Regions from separate parts of the Homo sapiens genome. Here region 1 is linked to region 2. A link is a loop called in an ENCODE intact Hi-C map of the cell type or tissue named here. Cell type or tissue: CD4-positive, alpha-beta T cell. All regions are shown on one strand. Links, peaks and the distances in the headings refer to the core of each region. The heading gives the core; the rest is flanking DNA.

Evidence for each region. A loop is a pair of places that touch in the nucleus more often than their neighbours do. Peaks named below come from ENCODE experiments on the same cell type or tissue, not always from the same donor. Only the 100,000 strongest peaks of a DNase experiment are listed, where the experiment ranks them.
Region 1: it touches region 2 in a loop (3-fold over the local background); 23 of 110 quality-filtered maps call a loop at or near these places.

Annotation. Positions count from the first base shown.
Region 1 is chr6:42,764,658-42,775,829 of GRCh38, forward strand. It overlaps a transcript of BICRAL not described here. Among named protein-coding and RNA genes, the nearest start is that of BICRAL, 12 kb to the right of the region's middle. RefSeq lists a silencer at 6,122-6,171 and an enhancer at 6,642-6,841. In CD4-positive, alpha-beta T cell, for the core only: no CTCF peak of the experiment used is centred there; DNase peaks (open chromatin) are centred at 5,402, 6,624, 7,314 and 9,804; H3K4me3 peaks cover 1,694 bases; H3K27ac peaks cover 4,227 bases.
Region 2 is chr6:42,814,632-42,825,803 of GRCh38, forward strand. It overlaps BICRAL (BICRA like chromatin remodeling complex associated protein), which reads left to right. Exons shown (of 13, transcript NM_001393499.1): 3 at 7,387-7,432; 4 at 8,165-8,213; 5 at 8,304-8,372. The coding sequence starts at 7,392. Among named protein-coding and RNA genes, the nearest start is that of BICRAL, 38 kb to the left of the region's middle. In CD4-positive, alpha-beta T cell, for the core only: no CTCF peak of the experiment used is centred there; a DNase peak (open chromatin) is centred at 5,270.

The sequences.
Region 1 (11,172 bases), core at 2,200-10,199, 49 kb before region 2:
TTTGTTTGTTTGTTTTTTTGAGACGGAGTCTTGCTTTGTCACCCAGGCTGGAATGCAGTGGTGCGATCTCAGCTCACTTGCAAGCTCTGCCTCCCGGGTTCATGCCATTCTCCTGCCTCAGCCTCCCGAGTAACTGGTACTACAGGCGTGTGCCACCACGCCTGGCTAAGTTTTTGTATTTTTAGTAGAGACGGGATTTTACCGTATTAGCCAGGATGGTCTTGATCTCCTGACCTTGTGATCCACCCGCCTCAACCTCCCAAAGTGCTGGGATTACAGGCATGAGCGACCACGCCCGGCCTAGGTTATGTTTTAAAAATGTTAGAAAAACGTTTTGTGAATAAATGATGCCTTGCACTTTATGGGGCTCAGAAGTGTTTGTTGAATTGGATAAAGAGCTGTCTTTGTGTCATTACAACGCTGTAGCAATAAGGAACTATGCATGCTGAGCCAACTCCTGTGAAATGTCTTGTCAAGTGAGAACCTATTTGTGCTGCAGAGACTTTTCCCTTCTGTAGTTGGTAATAATAATGAAAGTTTGCTTTTACAAAGTAACTATTACAAAGTTGCATTATTATTGCTAAACAGTGAAAGAGGCTGATTTGGAGGACGGAATAATGGCAGGAAACATTTAGGAATGTGAATGCGTAACAGGGCTATGTTGCCAGGGATTTGTAGCTCTGACAATTGGGAGTTCTCTCTGGGAGAGATCCCAGTGGTCCATGACATGTAGTAATTTGAAATTTGCTGAGGCGCAAATTCAAGTACATCCTAGGAGGCTTGTGGGGAGGGAGACAGTCATTGAGCTAGTGAGCAAGCCACGCCCCCTGCTCCATGTATGTGTTTAAACATGGCATGCATGCTATTTTTTTCTGTTCTTTGTCTTCACAGAGTAATTCCCTTCAGGTAATAGAAACTCTTTTCATCTGAAGAATGATGATGAAGTGAAAGGTGAAGCTTGAGTGAAATGTGTGTTGCAAACATAAGCCAAGGAAAATATAGGCTCTTGATAAAGGTGTGAGTTCCCCAGAAAGCCAGAGCCACTGTAGGACTTCATGTATCGTACAAGTGGGCGATTCCTGGTGCTCTCTTGTTGGTAGCTCTACAGGCTGTCAGGGATCAAGGCAATATTATTTGCTGCTTTTTTTTTAAGAACCTGTAGGGGTGAGCATTGATTTGAGGCAATATATAATGATTGATTATATAGCCTGTGGAAGATAGAAACTTAGTGTGTAGAAATCGTTTAAAAAGAGGAAAAACTATATTGTATATGTGGGGATTTGTTTGTTTGCTACTAATTCCAGTGCTTTTTGTTTTTGTTTTCTATTTATTTCTTTTGAGACCAGGTTATAAGACTGGCTAATTTTTGTATTTCTGGTAGAGACAGGATTTTGCCCAGGCTGGTCTCGAACTCCTGGGCTCAAGCTATCCATCCACCTTAGCTTCCCAAAGTGCTGGGAATGCAGATGTGAGCCACCATGCCCAGCCTTCCGGTACTTTTTCATCAATTGCTTTAGGAGTGACTTTGTAAAGTTCTCTGATATTATCTGAGTAGTCAAGTTCTTTAGGATTGTGTCATCAGTCTCAAGTTTGCCCAGAGCTGGGGCTTTTCCACAAATCTTGGGGGTAAGAGAGAGAGATGAAGAGTTGGAGCCAGGACAAGGATCGTCAGTGGGAAAATCAGGACCAGATTCTGCTTCTACCTTCATGTGTAGATGCTGACTCTTTTGAAAGAACTACAATAAAGTCACCTGTGGATTGACCCACATGCCTTAGCTCTGAAACACGCAAACTGGCTAACTGGGGAATCCACTCCCATGCCATTCTCTAATATTTGTTCATCTAAACTTAGCATCCTGTAATGTGCTTGTGAGTCATAATTGCAATTGTAGAAAGAGAAAGAGGCCTGGCACAGTGGGTCACGCCTGTAATAGCACTTTGGGAGGCCGAGCGGGTGGATCACTTGAGGTTAGCAGTTTGAGACCAGCCTGGCCAACATGGTGAAACCCCATCTCTGCTAAAAATACAAAAATTAGCTGGGTGTGGTGGTGAGCACCAGTAATCCGAGCTACTCGGGAGTCTGAAACAGAAGAATTGATTGTGCCGGGTGCCGTGGCTCACACCTGTAATCCCAGCACTTTGGGAGGCCAAGGCGGGCGGATCATGAGGTCAGGAGATCGAGACCATCCTGGCTAACACAGTGAAACCTCGTCTCTACTAAAAATACAAAAAATTAGCCGGGCGTGGTGGCAGGCGTCTGTAGTCCCAGCTACTCGCGAGGCTGAGGCAGGAGAATGGCGTGAACCCGGAAGGCGGAGCTTGCAGTGAGCTGAGATGGCGCCACTGTACTCCAGCCTGGGCAACAGAGTGAGACTCCATCTCAAAAAAAAAAAAAAAAGAAGAAGAATAGATTGAACCTGGGAGGCAGAGGTTGTAGTGAGCCAAGATTGTGCCACTGCACTCCAGCCTGGGCGACAGAGTTAAGCCTCTGTCTCAAAGAAAGAAAGAGAAAGAAAAGAGGAGAGAGGAATGTCAACTTAATTAATTGTTTAAAAAGAGGAAAAACTGTGTTGTATGTGTGTGGATTTGTCTGTTTGCTTATTAATTCCAGTGCTTTTTTTTGTTTTCTATTTATGTCATTTAATTATTAATTAATGTCATTTAATTTTAAATGAGAAATTATGCCTCATGTAAAAGTTTTTTTGTAAAAGGCTAGGCTGAGATTCATTCATTGCCTCACCATGGATGCCACCATGAGTCTAACTCTGCTGTCTCAGCTCTGCAAACACAGATGATAGATGGGCATCTCATCTGAACATCATTAGGTCCAGGGAACACTTGTCCATGCCACCCTGACTGACTTTAATCCAGTGGGTGTTTGTTGAGTGTCTGCTACCTGCAACACCAGCCAGGTGGCTTGATATGGTAAAGACGCAAGAAATGTTAGCTTAACATATTGATGCAAGCTACTGTAGTTGGCCCTGGGGAGAAGGGAAGTATAAAAATGAACAAAGTGTAGTCTTCATCTCCTTGAGGCTTACAATCCAGGGACAGACAGGACAAGTAATTATTAGTCAAGCTGACCATACTGTGTGTTATCAAGGAGGAAGGAAGTTCTATGGAAGTACAGAGGAAACAGGAGGGTGGGAAAAGTGGGAAGGCAGGGGAGGTGTCCATAGGAAAGGAACACCAGGCAACAGGAAGAACACAGGCAGAGCTGGGTGGACACCAATTGAGAAACTTGGGAATAACACCGCATGGCAAGAGTGGAGAGTGGTCTGGAGCAGCATGGAGGAGGCGTGGTGGAAGATGGGGCTGGAGATGCCAGTCATTCTGAGGGTGCTTGGGGACCTGTCAGATGGTTTAGAGCAGGGAGTGAGGCATCAGATTTGTGTTTTAGAAGAAGGTGAAGAGAATGGATTGGAGTAGGGGAAGTGCCATTGGGAGGCTATTGTAATGTTTCACTGGATAAATGACAGGGCTTGACTGAGAGCAGTGGAAATGAAATTGAGGTTACTCAAGAATGATTTGTCTTCGAAAGCCAATCTGTGAATTTATAATGGGCATGAACTTACCAACCACTGGAATGATTAGGTCAGCTGGCCGGAACACTACTTTTAAAAGTGAAGTCCATTAATAATCAAAAGATTACTGGCTGAAAGTGAAGTGAAGGCAAAAGGAGTTGGATGGTCTGAGAGGACCTTTTACCCCATCGATAGTAGTTTTTACATAGCAGTAATACTAAAGCTTAATCTTTGGTGGGTTGTTGTTCTCTCTGGAGAGATACTTGGCCTGCCACAAAAGGAGGAGCTGCTTCTCTGGCCAGCACTGGACAGAAGCTGGCCAGCATATTCCAGGATCTTTGGTTTGCAAGAAAGTGAGCTTGCTCAGATTAGCAGGTAGAATGAGGAATAATCGTAAGGAAAGGAAATATTCCAACTCCAAAGCTAGAAAGCCAGCCAGGCCTCAGGGGACTCAGATATCAATCAGGCACTTTCTCCTCCCTTCTCCCCTCCATGCCCAGTGAGAATCTGCTTTCTTCCCCTCTACCCCAATCACTGGTCCTTCTGAGGCCGTGCACTTACATGGGCCCCATTACCACTTCTCCAAAATGGTGGCATTGCCCCCTAGGCTTTCTAGCCTTGTAGTCTGCTCCTCACAGCTGACCCAGTCTCTGTGTCCCAAGTGCTAATACCCAGAAGAGAGGATCCTAATGGCCCAGGTTGGGTCAGATGTCGTTCTCTAAGCAGGCTAAAGATGTGATGTGACAGATGCTTTGAGAAAAAACAAAATAGTAGTAAAGAATGGGTAACTCTAATATATTTTAAACGTTTCTGGACTTCATGTTAACCCAGTGTATTGGTTGTCTATGACTATATAACAAGGCACCCTAAAATGTAGCAGCTTAAAACAGCAAGCATTTATTACGTCACAGTTCTGTGGGTCAGGAATGCAAGAAGAGCTTAGTTGAGTGTTTTTGTCTCAGGGTCTCTCATGAGTTTATAGTTAAGCTGGCCCCTGGGGCTGCAGTACTGTGAAGGGTAGGCTGGGGATGATCTGTTTCCAAGCTCACCCGTGAGGCGGTCTGGCTACCAGCAGGATGCCTAAGCTATTAGCTATTGGCTGGAGACTTCAGTTCCTCACCACATGGGTCTGTCCATAGACTCTCTGAGTGTCCTCATGACATGGCAGCCAGCTTCTCCCAGAGTGAGCGATCCAGAGAGCACCCAAGATGGGAAGCTTCTGCCCTATCCTATTGGTCACCCAAACCAACCCTGGTACACAGTAGGAGGGAGGATGCACAAAGGTGAGAATACCAGGAGGTGAGGCTTGCTAGGGGCCATCTTGGAAGTTAGTTACCATATCTGGTCAAGAAACATTCCTTTAGTGCCTACTGTGTGCCAAGTGCCGGGACTGGGAGCTACATGACACAGAGTCTGTCCTAGAGCATCAAGCTCACTGTCTGGGCTGGAGAAGCCTCACACAAACACAATACCATGTGTGCTCGGAGCCCTCACCTCTGCCCACCGACCTTCCATACTGCTACCACATTTATCCTCATGGAATTCAAATCTGTTCATAGCATTCTCTTATTGTGTCCTGTTTGTCTAGAATTTTTTTTGTTCAAAAACTTAAAGATCACCACCACAGTAAGAAATACACTTATATTACAAACAAGTACATACATACACAGACACATTTATAACTGAAACAGATTTCCCAAGTTTACACCCTTACTGCTTGTATGTATTCTGGTATCTTCTGATCTAGGTTCTTTCATTTTTTATAAAAGCTGGTCACAGTCTCATGACTTGCACAGCCTACTGCATTGTGACCTGCAGTGTGGAAAGCAGCGGCCTACGGATCATCCACACCCTTCCATGATCTGCAAAGCCCCTCATCATCTGCCTGTCCCCCTCATTTATATTTAAGGACTTTGCCAAATACACTCTCTTAGGTTCCTCTACCAGGAGCTCTCTTCTGCCTTTCCCCATGTGATTTGGAGAACTCTTAGTCATTCTTTAAAACCCAGCTTTAAAGTATCTCCTGTTCTTCCCTCTCTTAGTTTTTTGTTTTCTTTTGTTTTTTAAGACAGGGTCTTGCTCTGTCACCCAGGCTGGAGTGCAGAGGCGTGATCTCGGCTCACTGCAACCTTCGCCTCTCGGGTTCAAGCGATCCTCATGCCTCAGCTTCCCGAGTAGCTGGGATTACAGGCACGTGCCACCATGCCCGGCTAATTTTATTATTATTATTATTTTTTTTTTTTTTTTTTTGAGACGGAGCCTTGCTCATATTGCCCAGACTGGAGTGCAGTGGCGCAATCTCAGCTCACTGCAACCTCCACCTCCCAGGTTCAAGCGATTCTTCTCCCTCAGCCTCCAGAGTAGCTGGGATTACAGGCACCTGCCACCATACCCAGCTAATTTTTTGTATTTTTAGTACAGACGGGGTTTCACCATGTTGGCCAGGCTGGTCTCGAACTCCTGACCTCAGGTGATCCACCCGCCTCGGCCTCCCAAAGTGCTGGGTTTACAGGCATGAGCCACCCCACCCGGTCAGTGTTTTTGTTTTTTTCGGTCTGGAGTGCAGTGGCGCAATTTCCACTCACTGTAGCCTCCACCTCCCGAGTTCAAGTGATTCTCCTGCCTCAGCCTACCGTGTAGCTGGGATTCCAGGTGCCCGCCACCACGCCCCGCTAATTTTTGTATTTTTAGTAGAGACGGGGTTTCACCACGTTGGCCACGAACTCCTGACCTCAAGTGATCCGCCTGCCTCGGCCTTACAAAGTGCTGGGATTACAGGCGTGAGCCACCGCACCCGGCCCTCCCCTCTCTGAACAGGATTGCCTACTCTGTCCTCCGACTCCCAGAGCTTTTCACTGACACCTGGGGACTGCTGGGTCCCTCCTTCTCTCCTAGCCTGCCCAGGGCCACCCCAAGCCTGCAGTAGATTTTCATTTATCTCTGTAAGAACGTTTACAAGGACATGGAGCAAATTAGCATCACACAAATGACGATGCTGCAAATGAGCGGTGTACAGGGTTGGCGGGTGTTGCAGGCAGGTTTCCTGTCGTTGGCGCCACGTGCTGCAGAAAGAGGACCCCTCCCCCTGCGGGCCGCCGCTGCGCCCGTGCATCCGTCACAGGTACAATTCGCACCGGAACTTGCGGCCCGGCTTCATTACGTGATGCTTTTTAGCTGCTCTGGTTTCTTTTTGTTTTTTCTACTTTTCTCATTTGTTTGTGTTGTTAGGGACCGCCTAGTGAGAAATTGAGCTTCAGGCTGCGCAGATAGAAAGGCCTCTATATCTGCATCCCCACCCCTGTGGGGGTGGCGGGGGGTGGTGGGGGGGTCCTGTCTGAAGTGGTAGGGAAGGAGGGTTTTGAGGTTTTTGACTATTTGCTTGCAAGTATCTAAGTAAGAGATTTGTTTGCCCACATTTGCACTCTCTTGGCTAGCAACCCGACAAAATATTTTCTGATGGTTTTTCGTGTATGTGGTTTTTGTTTTTGAGGGAGAGAATAATTAACACCTTGGTTAAATTGTACTGAGATACAATGGCTGTTTTTAAAAATTGCTGTTAACTGAAGGGTTGAAGCTAGTATAATTCCCAGGCTCAGCCTCTTGGGAGGCTGAGTCTCCAATAGCATAGTCTTCAATAGACTATGCTGTGAATTGTAATCAGAAAAGAAAAAAAAATTAGACACGAGCAAAAGCAATTAAAGTATTTATTCTCCAATATTCGCATTTCTGCATTTGTCAGCAGCTGTGGAACTGTCACAAGATATGCTGATTTGGTTGTGGTATGTGCCTGTCTGGGGAGGGGAGGAGGAGGATGAAGGCAGACTGTAAACAAATCATTATTGTAAAGTGATCAGTGGGTAATAGAGGCGTGTATAGAGTGCATAGAGAAGGGACTCACTCATTTTAAGCAATGTTTTTCAAATGGGGTCACCTCCATTAGTGAATCATGAAGTCCTTTACCAAGTGCCTAACAGCATTTGAAAAAATAAAGACAATATAGAATGAAATACATCAAGATGCATCCTCCATAGTAGGTTTAGATATTTTTTTTTCAAAAACCTTTGTTTCAATTATATATCTACTGAATTACAATGTGAAATGTGTTTCTTGGGATTGAGTCTCAAGCAAAGATGTTTGAAAGCCACTGAGTTAGGCGACGGGAGAAGGCTTCCCAGAGGAGGTGGCATTGGAGCTGGGCCTTGAAGAATGGTGGACTTGTGCCACAGGAAAAGGGAATTCCAGGCAGATGGGAAAGGATATGTCCAAATCTGGATCTGTTTGTTCAGGGGCAGGGTATTCTCTGTAAAGGGACCACAGGGTACTAGGAGAGGACTGGCTCGAGATGTGCCTGGGGAGGCAGGTGGAGCCAATTACCGAGCCACTTGAAAGTACATATACCACTTCTCAGCTTGCCCTAGAAATTCCCATTCTCTGGTTATGGATTTGGGTTTGGGAATCTGTACTTGCAATAAACATCCCTGGGCAGTGAGGCAGTGAGGTGCTGATGAAGGTGTGACACAACCAGCTCTAGAATCTAGAAAGATGATCTTTGTAGCAATTTGGATAGGAGATCAATGGGAGGCCAAGCAATAGGCGGACCTGAATTCAGGTGATGGTAATTGGCAAAGAATTACCATTGAGGGAGGATGGTATTCGAGGGAGATTTTGGAAGTGAGTTTTGTAGGGACCAAGGGAAAGCTTCACCTCCGCCCTGTGAAAGTTTGCTGAAAATGAACTGGCAGTAGACAGATTAAGAGGAGAAAAGACATAACAATTTATTTAATATTTAACATGTATAGCATGGGGGAATAGCAGGAGAATGATTACCCAATAACCCAATGAGGTCCAGGTGCCTAAGTACCCTTCTTCACAGAAGAAGGGGAGATGGGGAGTGGAGCAATTTTTTTTTTTTTTTGAGACGGAGTCTTGCTCTGTCGCCCGGGCTGGAGTGCAATGGCACGATCTCGGCTCACTGCAACTTCTGCCTCCTGGGTTCAAGGGATTCTTCCGCCTCAGCCTCCTGAGTAGCTGGGATTACAGGCACCCGCCATCATGCCCAGCTAATTTTTGTATTTTTGTAGAGACAAGGTTTCGCCATTTTGGCCAGGGTGGTCTTGAACTCCTGACCTCAGGTGATCCACCCACCTCAGCCTCCCAAAGTGCTGGGATTACAGTCGTGAGCCACTGCACCTGGCTGCAATTAAAAAAAAAAATTAAAAAAATACAAAGCATCGCCATGTTGCCCAGGCTGGTCTCGAACTTCTGGGCTCAAGCAGTTCTCTAGCCTAGGCCTCCTAAAGTACTGGGATTATAGGCAAGAGCCACCTTGGCCAGCCTTTTTTTGTGTGTGTGAGACGGAGTCTCGCTCTGTCACCCAGGCTAGGGTGCAATGGCACAATCTCAGCTCACTGCAACCTCTGCCTCCTGGGTTCAAGCGATTCTCATGCCTCAGCATCCCGAGTAGCTGGGATTACAGGCGCCCACCGCCACGCCCAGCTAATTTTTGTATTTTTAGTAGAGACAGGGTTTCTTCATGTTGGCCAGGCTGGTCTCAAACTCCTGACCTCAGGTGACCCATCCGCCTCGGCTTCCCAAAAGTGCTGGGATTACAGGCGTGAGCCACCACGCCCAGCTGGCCAGCCTGTTTTTGGGGATGATGGCCCATTGCAGCTTTGACCTCCTGGGCTTAAGCGATCAGAGCAATTTTGAAGGGTAGCAAATGATTTTTAAGAAGAATAAATGGTTCAGGGGACAGAAATTATTTTGTAAATGATTGTTTTGGAATTTGAGTGAGAGGCAGACATTATCTTGTGAAAAAACCCGTCCAGATGTGATTGCATTTCTCAGTCTTTTCTGTGACAAATAATGAGATTTCAGAGAGGAGAACTAAGGCAATTCTGTTTCTCTTTTGGGGTCCAGTAGTTAAGGAAACTTCAGAGAACATCCTGTGCTTTTGAGAGAGACGGAGGACTGAAAAGATAGGGGTTTGGAGGAGGAGAGGTCAGAGAGACCTTGAGGCCCATTCTTTAGTTCAGCATATCAGGGTGCCATCTTTCAAGCTATCATTTTTCTGAGCTCCAACAGCTCCATGGTTTGAGGGAGAATGAGGAGGAATCATAGACAAATGAAAAGTATCCAGGGGTTGGTCTAGGGGAAAGGTGGGTGTTACAAACATGCATAGAGACTAGAGAGGAAGAGCAAATTCAGAAGGGAAGATGATTACTTGAGTTTTGGTGCTTGCATGTGGTGGGGCAGGAGTAACTCATCGCATTTTCACCAGGCCGCGTGCGAAATATCCTTTCAGAGCATCAGTGTGCCCTTTGCTCTGACTGCCAATCTCTGAACATCCTCCTGATTGTCTTAGACCTGACTCAGGATTGATAAATACACCTAACTAGTAGTTGATTGTATGATTTATAGTGAGAGAGATATATAAACATTTGGAGTATAAGAGTACCTTTGCACAGGGTGTCACTTTTACAGTATTAGGGTCCCTGGGAAATGGAACTAGTAATTGGAAGATTTAGGAAAGAAAGAATTATATGGTCTAAGGGTATTTAATCAGGCTCTAAAAAGTGCTCAAGTAAGAATGTGGCTCTTTAGTGATCAGAATACTTGTGAGGGTCACACAGTGTCTCCACTCCCGTAGTTTTTTTTTTTCTTTATTGTCAAGGATATTTCTTTGTGCCTGCTTAGTACATACTTATTTCCTTGTCTTCCACTCATATTTATGAGTCATCTTTTTCAGAGTGGTTCCTTTTTTTTTTTGAGACAGAGTTTCGCTCTTGTTGCCCAGGCTGGAGTGCAGTGGCGCCATCTCAACTAACTGCAACCTCCGCCTCCCAGGTTCAAGCGATTCTCCTGTCTCAGCCTCTCAAGTAGTTGGGATTACAGGTGCATGCCACCACACCCAGCTAAATTTTGTATTTTTGGTAGAGACAGGGTTTCACCATGTTGGCCAGGCTGGTCTTGAACAATCCTGACCTCAGGTGATCCGCCCGCTTCAGCTTCCCAAAGTGCTGGGATCACAGGCGTGAGCCACTGCGCCCGGCCAGAGTAGTTCCTTCTTCAGATGTTTTACCTCTTAGTAGTTTCATTTTCAGAAAGCACACTGACATTTATTGGGCAAGTCCCTTTACATGGGTGTTCTATCTTAGAGACTGACTTTCTCACTAAGCTCCAAGTGTGCTTTGTGGTAGCACCTTAAAGCCTGATTATGTGACCTCCATTCCACTTCCTCTCCACTCCCCCATCCTCCTGAGCAGGTGGAATAGAAGGAATGCTCTATTTAGGAGAGTTAAAGAGTTCTGATAGAATACCAGGGGGACCTGGGAGCCAGTGAATGGCACATCCTGGGCATGCCTTCCAACAGCATGTGGTGCCCCCCTAACCTGATGGCTGTCCTCCCCTCAACATATTCTATGGGGAAACAGTCTACATGGGTAAGACAGGAAGGCCAGTGGGAGTGCTGAATGCTTTTTTTTTATTATTAACAGCTCTGCTGTATTGTATTAATTCCTTATCCTTGTACTGAAAGCTTGTAGGAGTTCAGATTTTTTTTAAGTCTGTCAAGGAAAATAACCAGCTTGAAACATGTCATTTAATATAGAGACAAATAGCTTTAGTCCTCTACAAGGATGATGTGAAG
Region 2 (11,172 bases), core at 1,108-9,107:
CTTCCTGCCTTAGCCTCCCAAGTAGCTGGGATTACAGGCATGCGCCACCATGGTCGGCTAATTCTTGTATTTTTAGTAGAACAGGGTTTCACCATGTTGGCCAGGCTGGTCTCGAACTCCTGACCTCAGGTGATCCGCCTGCCTCAGCCACTAGGCTATTATTTTTGAAAGAAGCAAAAGAACAGATAAGCAGATAAAGGAGGAAACAAAAACATTTGTAATAGTGGCCACATACCAAATTTCAGTTTGCGCAGTCTTTGAAATCCTGTTCTATTACTTTTTTTTTTCTTTTTTTTTGAGACAGGGTCTCACTCTATCACCCAGGCTGGAGTGCAGTGGTGCAATCTCAGCTCATTGCAACTTCCACCTCCTGGTTCAAGAGATTCTCATGCCTCAGCCCCCATAGTAGCTGGGATTACAGGCACGCACCACCACGCCTGGCTCATTTTTTTTGTATTTTTAGCAGAGACAGAGTTTCACCATGTTGGCCAGGCTGTTTTATGACTCCTAAGGGTGAAGTTTGGTTTTCTTCCATTGCTACTGGTCAGAATATCTTTTTTTTTTTTTTTTTTTTTTGAGATGGAGTCTCGCTCTGTTGCCCAGGCTAGAGTGCAGTGGGGCAATCTTGGCTCACTGCAACCCCCATCTCCTGGGATCAGGCAATTCTCCTGCCTAAGCCTCCCGAGTAGATAGGATTACAGGCATCCACCACCACATACAGCTAAATTTTTTGTATTTTCAGTAAAGACAGGGTTTCACCATGTTGGCCAGGTTGGTCTCAAACTCCTGACCTCAGGTGATCCGCCCATCTCGGCCTCCCAAATTGTTGGGATTACAGGCGTGAGCCACCGTGCCCAGCCCAGAATATCTTAAATAGGCAAAACTGATTTGCTGAACTGGGTTTCCTGAAATATCTGTTCTTGCAACCAATTATGTTTCTTCATGAGAGCTTAGATTTTCTCCCTCTGTGTGGAAAAAAAATTAATACACTGTTATATCTCTGCCTTGGAGGTCTTTGAAGTTTTGCTGTGAACTTAATTAAATTCAGACTGTTTTTAAGATACAGTATTTCTTGGCCGGGCGTGGTGGCTCCTGACTGTAATCCCAGCACTTTGGGAGCCTGAGGTGGGCGGATCACCTGAGGTCAGGAGTTCGAGACTAGCCTGACCAACGTGGAGAAACCCTGTCTCTACTAAAAATACGAAATTAGCCAGGCATGGTGGTGTGGCCCTGTAATCCTATCTCGGGAGGCTGAGGCAGGACAGTCACTTGAACCCGGTAAGCGGAGGTTGTGGTAAGCCAAGATTGCGCCATTGCTCTCTAGCCTGGGCAACAAGAGAGAAACTCTGTCTCAAAAAAAAAAAAAAAAAAAAAAAAAGATACAGTATTTCTTTTAAGACAGCTGATGTGGCTTATTCTCCAGGCCAGTAGGCTGCTTTAAAATATTCTAAGGGCTGGGCATGGTAATTGTAATCCCAGCACTTTAGGAGACCAAGGTGGAGGATCACTTAAGTGCAGCAGTTCGAGACCAGCATGGGCAACATAGTGAGACCTCGTCTCTACCAAAAAAAAATGAAAAAAAAAAAAGTTCTAAGTATTTAGCTGGGCACTGTAGCATACACCTGTAATCCTAGCTACTCAGAAGACTGAAAGGGGAGGATCGCTTGGGCCCAAGAGTTCAAGGCCAGGCTGGGCAACATAATGAAACCCTGTCTCTTCAAAAAAAAAAAAAGTTCTGAGTATTTGGTATATTTAGTATACTTAAGGAAAGCGAGCCTTACTTGAGGTTCTTTTTAAATTTTATTTTATTTTTGAGATAGGGTTTGGTACTTTTGCCCGGGCTGGAGTGCAGTGGCACGATCACGGCTCACTGCAACCTTCATGTCCTGGGCTCAAGTCATCCTCCGACCTCAGCCTACCAAGTAGCTGGGACTAAAGGCAAGCACCACCACACCCAGCTAAACTGACTTGAGGTTCTTGTACTTCATTTTGTGTCCTTCTTCTCCTTGTTTTATTAATTGTTTTTCTTTTTTGATTAGATCTTACATGCATGTGGCACAAATTTCAAAATGTACAAAAGGACATATAAATAAAGAGTATCAGCCGGGCGTGGTGGCTCACGCCTGTAATCCCAGCACTTTGGGAGGCCGAGGCGGGCGGATCACGAGGTCAGGAGATCAAGACCATCCTGGCTAACATGGTGAAACCCAGTCTCTACTAAAAATACAAAAAATTAGCTGGGCGTGGTGGTGGGCGCCTGTAGTCCCAGCTACTCGGGAGGCTGAGGCAGGAGAATGGTGTGAACCTGGGAGGCTGAGCTTGCAGTGAGCCGAGATTGCACCACTGCACTCCAGCCTGGGCGACAGAGCGAGACTCCATCTCAAAAAAAAAAAAAAAAAATTGTGTATCTTCCTCTGTTCCCCAGTCACCCTGTTTTCTTCCCAGAAGCAACTAGTGTTACTGGTTACCTGTGCTTCATTTTAGGTTCTATACATTTACACACACACATCATTTATATGTGTGTGTGTGTGTGTGTGTGTGTATATATGTGTGTGTGTGTATTTCCCCCACACACACATTTGGGAACATAATGTACATAATATTCTGCACCTTTCTTTTTTAATTGACCATATATCCTACCAAGTTAGTATGATTAAAACTGCCTCATTAGTTTTAATGACTGCAGAGTACTCCACTATGTAGGTAAACCATAATTGATTTAACCAGGACATTTAATCATGGACATTTAGGGTTTTTAAGAGAGTTTTTTAAATTAAGATATAATTTACATACCATAAAACTCACCCTTTTAAAGTATATAATTCAGTAGTTTAATACAAGAACTCTTTTTTTTTTTTTTAAGAGGCAGAGTCTGGCTCTGTCGCTTTGGCTGGAGTGCAGTGGTGTAATCATAGCTCACTGCAGCCTTGACCTCCTACGCTCAAGCAAACAATCCTCCCATCTCAGCCTCCCAAGTAGCTGGAACTACAGGTGTGCATCAGCACACTCAACTAATTTTTAAATGTTTTGTAGAGATTGGGTCTCACTACATTGCCAAGCAGGTTCAAGAACATTTTTATTGCCCCAGAAAGAAACCCCATACCCATGACATCTAGGGTTTTGCCGTCCTTTGTTAAAACCAATTAATACTAAAATAATAATAATACTGCCCTGGATATTCTTATACACATATCATTTGGCACATGTGAAAGAATACCCACGTGACAGCTGGTTATGGTGGCACATACCTGTAGGCCCAGCTACTTAGGGGGTTAAGGATCTCTTGAGCCCAGAAATTCAAGTCCAGCCTGGGCAACATAGAGAGACCCTATCTCTAAAAAAAAAAAAAAAAAAAGTGAGTAAAAAAGAATATCTGCAGTACAAATACCTGGAAATGGATTTGCTTGGTAAGCTGATCTGTGCACTTAAGATTTTGAAAGACATTGCTAAATTGCCCTCACTAGAGGTTATATGAGTCTGTATCCTGTCAGTGTATAAAAGTTCCTATTTCCCCACTCCCTGCTAGCAGAATCCTTCATCCAACTTTTCTGTCTTTGCCAATCTGACAGGACATGTAGTATCTCACTACAATATTAATTTTTATTTCCCTTATTGTAAGTAAGGTTGATTATTTTATATGCTTAGGAGCTAGTTGTATTTCCTTTTCTGTGAATTGATTGCTCATAAACTGATTAAATCTTTGATATTCTGGATGGATCCTGATAAAAAAATTTTCCTTATTTATAAGAGCTCTTTATGTATTAGGGAGAAAAGCCCTGATAAAAAATTTTCCTTATTTATAGGAGCTCTTTGTGTATTAGGGAGAAAAGCCTTCTGGGGTATGAAGTGGAGGTATTTTTCTTAGTTATTTTTGTTTATTTGTTTTAGTCTTTGACTTTGCTTATGATGTGTTTTTCTTTTATCATGCAGAAGCTTTGCACTTTATGTCGTTGACTTTGTCAGTCTTTTATGACTTGTGTGTCTTATGACATCCTTAGACTTTCCTCACTCCAAGATTGTTAAAAAAAAAAAAATTCTCCCATGAGTTATTCTATTACTTTAAGGTTCTTTCTCCATCCACCATTTAACTCCTAGATCCATCTAGAATTTATTTTTGTGTAAGATATGAGGTGTGAATCTACCTTATTTTCCCCATATGGTTAACAACTTTTCCCCACCGCTTTGAAACGTCATTTTTACACTGTGTCCTCTTGATTAAAAGCTATTATTTAAGATGTTTGTTGGTGCAATTCAGAACAGTTTTAAATATTAGCTTTAATTTTTTAAGAGAGGTAGTCAGGTGTTCAGGACAGTGATTTCTGAACTCTTGGGGTGCCTACAGCCCCCTTCCCTCCACGACAAATCCCACTGTCTAGTGCTATTTACAGAGGGGAAGACGTCTTGCTCATGTCTGTTGGGCCAAGAAATAGTTTCCAATCACTCATCCAGGGATTTCCCCTTAGCCTCATAAAATCCACCTGGGGTCAGCCACCCATCTAGGGATTCCAGGGTTGTTACTTGAATGTGAAAAGAGCCTCAACAGGAGTCCAGAAGTAAATGGAGAATCTTTCCAGAGAAAACAGAATTCTTCACTTTTAGGTCATTAGTGACTGATCTTCAGATTATCTTCTCGTTTTATTTATTTTTATTTTTATTTTTAATTTTATTTTTTGAGACAGAATCTCTCTCTGTCACCCAGGCTGGAGTGCAGTGGCATGATCTCGGCTCACTGCAACCTCTGCCTCCCAGGTTCAAGCAATTCTCCTGCCTTAGCCTCCCGAGTAGCTGGGACTACAGGCAAGTGCCACCATGCCTGGCTAATTTTTTGTATTTTTAGTAGAGACGGGTTTCACCGTGTTGGCCAGGCTGATCTCGAACTCCTGACCTCAGGTGATCCACCCACCTCGGCCTCCCAAAGTGCTGGGATTACAGGCATGTGCCACCATGCCCGGCCTATCTTCTCATTTTAAAATCATAGACAATTTTACAATTTTGCTCTGGTAAATTTACTTTGATGGACCATAGGTCATCTGGTGAAAGGAACCCCTGGATTAGGCTATATTATGACTACATTTTGGCATTATTTGAAGCTAGAGAATACAGGGCTAAGGGTCATCTCTTTTAATTTGAAACTGTTTAAGGTGAGAAAAGAGTGTGACCCTTTAAAAAGCAGAATTCTCAGGGTGCCCCTGACTGTAAAGGCTCCTAGAGTTGTACCTACTGGGACCAGAGGAGAAGGCCTGTCTGGCAGTTCCTGATGCTGCTGATAGGGGGTAGATATTCCCAGGGAGCCTTCTTTCAAGCCAAGTGTTTGACTCCCTGTTTTGTTTGGTAGAGAAGGTTGCACAATGGCTTTTAATCTCATTCAATATTATAAAAGTGTTCTGTTTGCACTACTCAAGTAGTTTGTCACTCTAAACTTAGGGGTAGCAGCTGTTCTCTGTGCTTGAAAGTGCTAGTGGTAGTAACACCTCAATGGAGTGACTGGTGTTGACTTCCTGCCTCAGGGCTTGTTTAACCCTTAGGGCACCTCATCAAGTAGAGGAACTAGGCAAGTGTGTCAAGTAAGGAGGGAAGCTGGGAGAGTTGTGGAAGTGTTTTTCTTTGGTATAGGCTATTTTTCACTTACATTTTTATTAATTAGTTTGTTCCAGAGACGGACACTTAAAAAAAATGAATTCACAAAGGATACAGGGGAATTCAATTTAAGCGGTCATGTTAAAAAAGTAATATCTCCTTTATAGGCTTAATGTATGTCATAATTGGCTAATTTTTTCCATATGATTATGATGCCTGAGAGACAAGCCTATGGTATGCTGATGAGCCATGGTTAATACAATTTTATCTCACTAAATGTCGTCAGGATTTAAGGGAAGACCTTCACACAGATTTTTCTGTATCTACGTGATGATCATTTTCCTGCTTTTCCTTTCTGTCCCATCTTCACTCCTCCACAGTCATGTTACACTAGTATAGTCATGTGAGTGTGCCCATGAGTGACTCCAAGTTGAGTTCTAAAAAGCAGATTTCACTTAGCCAGCTGCCCTTGTCAGTTTCAGCCTTGGGAGTCACCTTTTGGTATCTTTTCCCACTGCTTCTTCCTCCTTTCTCAACCATCATTTCTCCTCTCCACTGGATTCTACTCACAGGGTTTGTAATCTCCCAGATCATTCAGCATCTGAATGAATTCAGCCGCCAAGGGGAAGATCACTGGCAGATCCCAGTGGGGGTACTTACCCCTTCCAGACTCTTCCTGAGGAAAGCAAGTTACCTTCCATGTAGCAGGAGTACATTTTATACTAGTTTGGCCTTGTGACTGTTAGAGTGGGAAGTCTGAGGGAACTGGAGAAGAGATGCAGTTTTAACAGAGGAAAAACATTTAGTAGAGACTGTCCCTTCTGCCTTCGGGCGTGTCCCTCTTCTGGGCATCTTTTCAGGATTTCATTCCTACGTCCAACTGCCGTTCACAACTGCCCTTTCCAACTGCTCCAGAACTCTTGGCCCTGGCATTCCGTGATGTAAATTATTCCACACATGGCTCAAAAGGGTGTGAAGCTGTGTGCCAGGTGTCGGATCACTAGTGTAAGTTTCCCAGTCTGTGGGGAGAGCTGCTCTTGGAATCTGTGCAGTTGTTGTTGTTTCAGCCCAAGCATAGTCATTTCACTGGCTAAGCTTGACACTGTCGCTGGTGGGGGAGAGAGGGATCTCGGGGCCTGGAGCTAGGGTGAACTTTTTTGGTTGAGATTCTCTACTTTAAGGATTCTAGTGTTAGGATGTAGATTGTTTGGAGTTGAACAGGGGTGGTGCTGCTGCAAAAGGAGAATGTGGGACCGGCCGGCCAGAGCCTGCAGAGACTGCCTGCGGCTAGGGTGCCCCCTCTTCTCTCTCTAAATGCAGGAAGAACCATTTTCCTATCTTCCTAAAGATAGCCAGAATATGGCAAAAAATGTAGGTTGCTCACCATGTTTAGGAACATTGAGTCACAAAATTAAAAGACCTCTATGTCTATGAGATCTTTTCTAAAACATAAATATTATTTCTCCCCTTGTTTATTGTACATTTTGAGGAAGTTACTGTTCATGGTTTATAGCCCCTTGGGGGAATCTGCATGTGAGGGAGGTTGCTGCCAACTATCTTTGATTTGTCTAGATTCTTTTTTGACTTATAAGTTAAAGGTTTGTTTTCAATAAAAAGTTTAAATTGAATACTTTATCTCTCAAATGACCTCAAAATTTTTAAAATTACATTAATATTAAGCAGAGGAAAACTCACGTGAATTACAGTTATTTATCCAGAAAAGTGTAAGGCATACTTTTGTATTGCATTGATACTACTGTCTTTAATCTGCTTTACTGAAACCTGTTTTCCTCTCCCTTTTCTTTATAGTTGTCATGGATGATGATGATGACTCGTGTCTCCTTGATCTTATTGGGTAAGATGCTTATTCCAAAACCTGGGTAAATCAAATGTGTGAGGTTTGCTGAACACTAAGACAACCTAATAGCATATAACACCTGATAGGTATTTTAAATAAAAATTAAATAATAATCATAGGTTTAGTAGAGAAACAGAGACATGATTAACATAGGGGTTGTAATTCAGTAATTCTTTTTTTTTTTTTCCTTTTGAGACAGGGTCTCACTCTGTCACCCAGGCTAAAGTGCAGCAGCACAATCTCAGCTCACTGTAGCCTCCACCTCCCAGGCCCACACGATCCTCCCACCTCAGCCTCCCAAGTAGCGGGGACTACAGTCACACACCACCATGCCTGGCTAATTTTTTGTGTTTTTTTTTTTTTGTAGAGACAGGGTTTTGCCATGTTGTACAAGCTGGTCTCCAACTCCTAGACTGAAGTGATCCTCCTGCCTCAGCCTCCCAAAGTGCTGGGATTACAGGCATGAGCCACTGTGCTCAGCAAGTAATTATTTATTAAATTTATTTCCTAATAAATCCCAGGAGGCAGAAGTGAATAATAATAGGAAATGGCACAACATCAAAACAAAAACAAGATTAAAAAAAAAAAAACCTACTAATAGTTTTAAAATAGGGAGAGGATTTTACTCAGGTAATAAATCATTTTCTTTCTACTCTAGTAAAAATTAGTTCTAAATATAGATAGTATATTTGTTTGTTGTTTTATCTCTTTTTTTCCTCTCTTTTCTAGAGACCCACAAGCATTGAACTATTTTCTACATGGACCTAGTAATAAATCTGTAAGTAATGCATAGAATACCACAGACATCTATTTTGTTTCTGCTTTACAGTTAAAGTAGTAACCACCTATTGAATTTGTATCTTTGCAGAGCAATGATGACTTGACTAATGCAGGATATTCTGCAGCCAATTCAAATTCAATTTTCGCCAACTCTAGTGTGAGTATTGGAAACTAAATGCAATGATTGAATGGTTTCTGTCTGATTGATGCCTTGTGAACTGAGCCTTTAACTGCCTTTGTATCATGAGAATCCTTACCTTGTCTGTTGTAATTAATTTAATTTTATTTATTTATTTTGAGATGGGGCCTCACTCTGTCGCCCAGACTGGAGTGCAGTGGTGCGATCACAGCTCACTGCAGCCTTGACCTCCCAGGCTGAAGCGATCCTCCCACCTCAGCCTCCCGAATAGCTGGGACTACAGGCGCATGCCACACGGGCTAATTTTTGTATTTTTAATAGAGACAGAGTTTCGCCATGTTAGCCCGGCTGGTCTTGAACTCTCAGGCTCAAGCAATACACCTACCTTGGCCTCCCAAAATGTTGGAATTACAGGTATGAGCCACTGTGCCCAGCCTGTTGTAATTTATATAGGAAGAAAATCTATTGAATTATGTAGACATTTTCTACTTTTAACTTAGTCAATTAAGACAAGCTATGTGGCCAGGTACAGTAGCTCACACCTGTAATCTCAGCACTTTGGGAGGCCAAAGTGGGAGAATCATTTGAGCTCAGGAGTTCAAGACCAGCCTGGGCAACATAGCAAGACCCTGTCTCTATTTTTAAAAAATAAAATAGACCAGATGTGGTGGCTCATGCCTGTAATCCCAACACTTTGGGAGGCCGAGGCAGGTGGATCACGAGGTCAGGAGTTAAAGATCAGCCTGGCCAAGATGGTAAAACCCCATCTCTACTAAAAATACAAAAAAAAATTGCCAGGCATGGTGGTAGGCGCCTGTAATCCCAGCTACTCGGGAGCCTGTGGCAGAGAATTGCATAAACCCAGGAGGCAAAGGATGCAGTGAGCCGAGATCCCGCCACTGCATTCCAGCCTGGGCGACAGAGCGAAACTCCATCTCAAACAATAAATAAATAAATAAATAAAATAATACACCAGGCATGGTGGCTCACACCTGTAATCCCAGCACTTTGGGAGGCCGAGGCAGGCAGATCATGAAGTCAGGAGATCGAGACCATCCGGGCCAACACGGTGAAACCCCGTCTCTACTAAAAACACAGAAATTGGTGTGGTGGCGCGTGCCTGTAATCCCAGCTACTCAGGAGGCTGAGGCAGGAGAATCGCTTGAACCAGGGAGTTGGAGGTTGCAGTGAGCCAAGATCGCACCATTACACTCCAGCCTGGCCACATAGGGAGACTCTGTCTCAAAAAAATAAAAAAAATAAAAATAAATAATAAATAATAAAAAGACAAACTATATGAGGTTGTCTTTTAAATAATAAAAAGACAAGTTATATATCCACTTTGCCATTTTTCTAAGCTTTCAACTTTCTTTTTTTGAGACGGAATCTTGCTCTGTTGCCCAGGCTGGAGTGCAGTGGCACGATCTCGTCTCACTGCAGCCTCTGCCTCCTGGGTTCAAGCAATTCTCCTGCCTCAGCTTCCCTAGTAGCTGGGATTACAGGTACCCACCACCACACCAGCTAATTTTTGTATTTTTAGTAGAGACTGCGTTTCTCCATGTTGGCCTGGATGATCTTGAACTCCTGATCTCAAGTGATCCCCGCCCCATTACAGGCGTGAGCCACTGCACCTGGCCTCAACATTCTTTCTAAAATGACTCAGAAATGTTACAACCTGAGAAACTCATATTAGAATGTTTTGAACCTTGTTACATAATAATCTTTAAAGAAATTATTCTTAATTCATAGTTACTTATAAGTTGTTTTCATCTTAAATGAGAAAAACAAAGATAATGAGTAACACTTGAGCATTTAGTATGTGCTTGGCATTAAGAGCTTAACATATATTAACCTCAGCCAGACATGGTGGCCCATGCCTATAATCCCACCATTTTAGGAGGCCAAGGCAGGAGGATTACTTGAGCTCAGGAGTTTGAGACCAACCAGCATAGTGAGACCCCATCTCTACAAAAAATTTAAAAATTAGACCAGCAGCTGGGCGCAGTGGCTTACGCCTCTAATCCCAACACTTTGGGAGGCCGAGGCAGGCAGACCACGAGGTCAGGAGTTCGAGACCAGCCTGGCCAACATAGTGAAACCCCATCTCTACTAAAAATGCAAAAAATTAGCCGGGCGTAGTGGCGTGTGCCTGTAATCCCAGCTACTCAGGAGACTGAGGCAGGAGAATTGCTTGAACCTGGGAGGTGGAGGTTACAGTGAGCCAAGATCACGCCACTGCACTCCAGCCTGGGCGACAGTGCAAGACTCTGTCTCAAAAAAAAAAAAAAAAAAAAATTGGCTGGGCGCGGTGGCTCACGCCTGTAATCCCAGCACTTTGGGAGGCCGAGGTGGGCGGATCATGAGGTCAGGAGATCAAAACCATCCTGGCTAACACGGTGAAACCCTGTCTCTACTAAAAATACAAAAAAATTAGCCGGGCGTTGTGGCGGCTGCCTGTAGTCCCAGCTACTTGGGAGGCTGAGGCAGGAGAATGGCTTGAACCCGGGAGGTGGAGCTTGCAGTGAGCTGAGATTGCGCCACTGCACTTCAGCCCGGGCGACAGAGCAAGACTCGGTCTCAAAAAAAAAAAAAGAAAAAATAGATGAGCATGGTGGTGCGTGCCTATAGTCCCAGTCCTGCTGAGGCAGGATCCCTTGAGCCCAGGAGTTGGAGGCTGCAGTGAGCCAAGATTGTGCCACTGCACTCCAGCCTAGGTGACAGAGTGAGACCCTATCTCAAAAAAAAGAAACCCAAGACATGTATTAACCTCATTTAATCTTCACAATGATTCCATGAAGTGGTTCTATTAAGATACATA